2 separate regions of the Homo sapiens genome follow, and region 1 is linked to region 2. Evidence: chromatin contacts called from ENCODE Hi-C data. All regions are on one chromosome and are shown on one strand. Each heading gives the region's core, a stretch centred on a gene start or an enhancer-like site at or near the end of the contact. The rest is flanking DNA. Distances are from core to core; before and after follow the strand shown.

Region 1 (2,700 bases), core at 121-2,620, 300 kb before region 2:
TCTAGATCTTCTTTTATCACAATTCAGTCTTTAATATATCAGGCTAAGTAAATTCTGTTCTTTTATTTAACTTGATGATGAAACAGTAACTTAAACAGGTATGTCTGATGTGACAGGATTTTTAGAAAGGGAATATTTACATATCTAATTTTAGTAATTTTTTTCTAAGCTACCTTTAAATTGCCATTAATAGGAGGTAATGACTATTACAGAGTATTTTTACTTTCAACTCCTTCTACATATATATTGGTATAAATGAAATACCAGGATTTAGTCGTTCAGCACAGTACATGGAACAGGAGTACATGAGGAAACAGAGTTCTAGAAATATACCAGTGCTTAAATAAGTGGCTTAAATTCTTATACTTTGGGCTCCAGAGCAAATCATTTTGTTCCTGCTAGTGATATTATGTCCAATTTTGTGTTTTTGTTTTCAGTTCTCAGGCATTATTCTGGGATTTTAGGGGGGCAGTAAGGTGGGGTGAAAAATTGTAGTTGACATTTTCATCTGGAGAAAAACAAGTCATCTGATAAAAGTAATTAATCTTCTAGTTCAAAGCAACTTCAGAATTTTATGTTTAGGAATTACCCATGGGCCTAATTAGTCCCATTTAGAATAATTTCTTAACTTTAGAATGCCTGGTGGACAGGGAAGATTTATTTACATGTCTAGATTTTAGTTAAGTTAAATTTTGCCTGGCTTGTTTAAATTTGTAGAAAAGCAAACCACTTATTTATTCTTCTTAAGAGCTGATTTGACGTAGATTGTTTGTATCAAAATACACTGATGCCTAGATTGGTTTGAAATCATTCTAAGTGATCAGCTAGTTTGATAACTGCTTAAAGGAAATAGCTTTGGATAAACAACTCAATGAGACTTTGGAGAAAACAAGCATCTCTTTTTTTTTTTTAAGGAGTGGCTATCCAATAATATCACTATGAAAAAAATAAGATGATTCTACTATTTTAAAGATCATACTGGAAGGGTAAAAACTGGAGGAAAAAAATATCTTCTAATACCAAGTATTATAATGAATATTTTAAACTCTAATTTGCAACCTCACTTTAAAACCTGGCAACCACACTTTACGAATCTGCCAAATTAAATATAATTTTTCCACTTTGAACTCATTTAAAAGATACTATGTTTATATTAATCACAAAATGTTATTTGAGGGAGTTCATAAAATACTACTCCATTTTCAAATTTTTGTTTTATAGTTTATTTTTGTAACATTTCAGATGAGTTTACACAGTAACTATGATTAAACAGTGCAAATTCACTGAAATATTTTGATGCTGAGTTTACATTTACATGCCAAACATTTAGAAATATATTAAGATATGACTCACTGCTACATGGTTTCCCATATAAGATGAGTCAAACCATGTTCCCTAAATAAAATATAGACAGATGAATTTTGGTACAACACAGTCATCTTATAAAATCTATTTTACTCATGGCCCCAATATCAACTTTAAAAGGGTTCCAGTATATCTGAAGAATGAACCAGATTTTTCAGTTTTTAAGCCTAATATTTGGCTTCATACATGGCCACGTACATCCTCCCCCAGAAATAGGATAAATAAAGAGTATTAATGAGAATTAACTGCCTTGAGACATTTCTATTATTTCTTGTTGAGAGAACCATTCCTAAAGTCTTCTTGATCACTATTAGCATATGGACATTATAAAATAAATAACCTGACAACTTGACCTGCAGTTCCTGGAGGATGAGTAAACAAAACTGATGTTAACCCACTGAGTCCACTCTTGTAAGAGTAATACTGTAGTGATGAGAGTACTCCCACATACACAAACATCACAGTAAAAGGTGCCTATGATTTTCAACTTCATTGTTCAAATAAAGGGTTCGCTAAGTGATCACAAGACAGCAGGCTTGGTTGCTTCCACATATTGACTTCCTAGAGATTACATATGAAGTTTAATCTGGTCTGGCTGTACACTATATGTGTATAACGGTAGTAGCAAGATTAAAATAGAAAGTACAGTCACTGTTTGGGGTTTCAAACAAATTACAAAACCACATACTTTGTCATTCAACAGGAAAGCTTAAATCAATAGGCAGCTGGATCTTCAATGCAGCCGATTGTTCCTCCAAAGGCCAAGTACCATGCTCACTGAGGGTAGGTTTTGTAGCTCCTTCTGACACTTTACATGAAGTGCCTTGTCAGCACATCTGTAGCCTTGACCACAGCTTAAATGTTTGTATACTCCTTTTTATTAGGGCAGCTTCATTTTGTTTACACACTGTTTTCATTTCTCCAAGGAACAATTTCAAAATGATCTTCCAGATGCTATATAACTAAGAACTTTTAAACTACTGACCTCAAAGGTCAGCCTGTTTACTGGCATCTGACTGTGTAGAACAGGAAGTTTGTGTTGCATCTTGTGTTCTTAATGAAATCCGACAACAGAGGACTGAACGCATTAGTCTCAGAACAGGAGGCCTAAGGATGGCAAAGACCCAAGGGTCAATTATTGAATTAATTGATAAAAACCTAAGAGCTTGGAGGTCCCATTTTTCCTTTCGGGAAGAGGTTTCATTCATATATGCAAAAATCTGTAAGAAGCAAAGGGGAAAAATGATGTTAGTTTTACATCGTAGCAGTAGACAGGCTTAGACCCTATGTTATGTCTTGAGATTTAAAAGCAAAACCATGTTTTGTCTGTGGTAG
Region 2 (2,700 bases), core at 58-2,557:
TATTTAAACATCTGGCTGCTCAGATCAGCAGAGATGGTGCTTTTAAAATATTTAGTTCCTTAGCTCTCTGGTTTAAAGCAAAGAAGTTGAAATTAATTTCAGCCTAGATATGATGAGTGTTAATCAGAATATTAATTTAGATTAGATGCTGCATGCTTTGATCACTTCTACAATGATTCTCTCCCTCCTTTTTTCTTCTACTTGTCCTGCAAGACTTTGATTACCTTCTGGGGTCATGTTAGGGCTCTGAAATTGACTACTTTTCCATATTGGGAATTTAAGTATTGTCATTTTTTAATTTGCCCTATTTTTGTCATTTTCAATTGTCCCTATTTTATTTCTGGTTCTCTGCTTTTAGGATTCTTTCCAAAGCCTACAAACTAAAAATATGCCAAACCCATCAGGTGCTTCCCCCAGTGTATTGGTTATCTATTGCTGTATAATAAATTACCCTAAAATGTAGCAGCTTCAAGCAATAGACATTTAATATCAGTGGTCCAGGGACCTGGGAATGGCTCAGCTGGGTCCTGTGCTTTAGGATCTCTCACAAGGCCACAGTCAAAGTGTCTGGTGGGTCAGTGGTCTCATCTGAAGGCTTAACTGGGGAAAGATCCACTCGTGGTTATGGGCAGGATTCGGTTCTTTGAGGACCATTGGATTGAAAGCCTTGGTTCCTTGCTGGTTGTTGGCTGCCTTCAGTTTCTTGCCACTTGGGCCTCTCTAACACTACAGCTTACTTTATTAATGCCAGAGAAAGTCTGCTAGCAAGATGGAAGTCATAATCACAAAAATGACATCCCTTCAATGTTGCTTTATTAATTAAAAGCAAGTTACTGAAAGGGTGGGGATTACACAAGACCATGAATACCACTAGGTAGGGACTGTTGGGGGCCATCTTAGAGGCTGCCTACCACAGCCACTTACCATGTAGTTGTCTTCTAAACTTTCAGATTGTGGAGTAGTAGAGAATGAATGGTCATTTTCCTAAAGACCCATGCATAAATCAGGCTAGGCTAATCATGAAAGTAACTTGAAGAATAAATATTGAAATATATGTGTATGTGTGCATATTTAAAGGCATTCCATAGGGTACATGTGTCTCAGTGACCAAAGAACAGAGGCTGTATTTTGTGGGTGCTATGCATTGTTAAAGCACATGCTCTTTTACTCCATCAAACTAACAATAAGGGGGTGTGGGAGTTTTTCTCCAGCCATAGTTTGTTAAAAAAACCGGCTCCCTGGAGAGGCTGCACTTGGATTTGGGTTCTCAGTCTGGTCTGAGTCACTAGCCAGGAGGCTTTTATCCAAGTAGAGTTAAATCCTCTGCAGCTTCCCTCAATCTGGAGTGATTTCAAACTTGTGTTGGTGTGAGCTGGATATTTCTCAGACATGTTTGTCCTTTTGGATTGTTGTGACTTGGCCAGGTGCAAAAGCAGATTGTCTTGAGTTGGGACCTTCCCAGGAGGAGCAAGTGTGAGTGGAGGAAGCTGGGTTACAGATGGCCCATTACCCAGAGCCATCATTACTCAGGGGCCTGAGGGAAGATACTGACATTATTCTTTCTTGGGTTTCCTGGCGTTTTTTCTTTTCTTATTTTTTTTTAATTTTTATTTATTTATTTATTTTTTTAGGCAGGGTCTTACTTTATCACCCAGGCTGGAGGGCAGTGGTGTGATTACAGCTCACTGCAGCCTCAGCCTTCCAGGCTCAAGTGATCCTCACATCTCAGCCCCCCCAAGTAGCATGCCCAGCTAATTTTGGTATCTCTTGTAGAGATGGGGTTTCATCATGTTGCCCAGGCTTGTCTCAAACTCCTGAGCTCAATCGATCTACCCCCCTCAGCCTCCCAAAGTGCTGGGATTACAGGCGTCAGCCACCACACCCGGCCTAGCTTCTCTCTTCTTTGATAACGAAAGCATGATCTCCATTATGTGCCTGGCCAGGTTTCCTGTTCCAAGAATGTAGGTAGATGTTGGGTATGGTATGGTAAAATCAGTGTGGTTATAGGAGGAGGCAAGGATGAAGCTTGAAAGGAAGTAGTTTATTACACTTACAGGTCTGGAGTGGGTTCACCACATGCCATACAGGGGTACAATCAGCAGGGTGCCCAATTGAACAGATTGTGCAGTAGAGAGAGAGTGGGACCTGTGGGTTGAATCCTTTATTGGGATCTGGGATGGGTTTGAGGTTAATTGATGCCAAGAAATTTCACTGGGCTCAAAGGCAAGTGGGCAGTGGTGAAGGGGCGGGAGCCTGGGGGAACTCGAGGCCAGGGGTTAGGTTTATCATCCAACAGTTCCTGCTGGTTTTGCTCAGTACTTGGGCAGTGAGAAGGATGTTGAAGCACGAAAGCATGAACTCGAAGGATTTTTAACACATTTTCCAAACAGGTTCTTTACTAGCTTAATAGAGTGTAGGATTGCACTGAGATTAAGCTACCTCTCATTACCTGAGTGATAAAGGGGCTCTACGACTTCTTGAACGTTTTTGTCTTTATAGCAGTCCCTACAGGCCCCTGCTAGTAATGACTAAGCATAAGCAGTGGCCTCCTTCTCCTTCTCCAATAAAGTTCCTCCCTTGCCAGGGGGCTGAAAGTCTTTCCATGTTTTCTCTCTTGACATCTGATGTCCTGTGCATGCCCAGGTCCCGGGACTCTAGTCTCTATCATGGTGTGAGAGGCCCTCCAAGGAGGAGTCAGGA

The links. Hi-C counts contacts between places; a loop is a spot of excess contacts on that map. Pooled maps may share reads with other maps.
Region 1: a loop to region 2 is called in a pooled map, with 5 times the contacts of the local background. The contact joins two enhancer-like sites. A Hi-C loop is called at or near these places in 3 of 50 pooled maps.

What each region holds. Positions count from the first base shown.
Region 1 is chr14:52,327,106-52,329,805 of GRCh38, reverse strand. PTGER2 (prostaglandin E receptor 2) reads right to left here. Exons shown (of 2, transcript NM_000956.4): 2 at 1,208-2,585. The coding sequence ends at 2,352. Among named protein-coding and RNA genes, the nearest start is that of PTGER2, 14 kb to the right of the region's middle. Within about 2 kb of position 1,370, at least 3 of the 41 ENCODE cell types and tissues checked have a DNase peak (open chromatin) inside an H3K27ac peak, as active enhancers do.
Region 2 is chr14:52,022,383-52,025,082 of GRCh38, reverse strand. The region is part of intron 12 of NID2 (nidogen 2); the gene reads left to right. Among named protein-coding and RNA genes, the nearest start is that of RTRAF, 34 kb to the right of the region's middle. Within about 2 kb of position 1,307, at least 3 of the 41 ENCODE cell types and tissues checked have a DNase peak (open chromatin) inside an H3K27ac peak, as active enhancers do.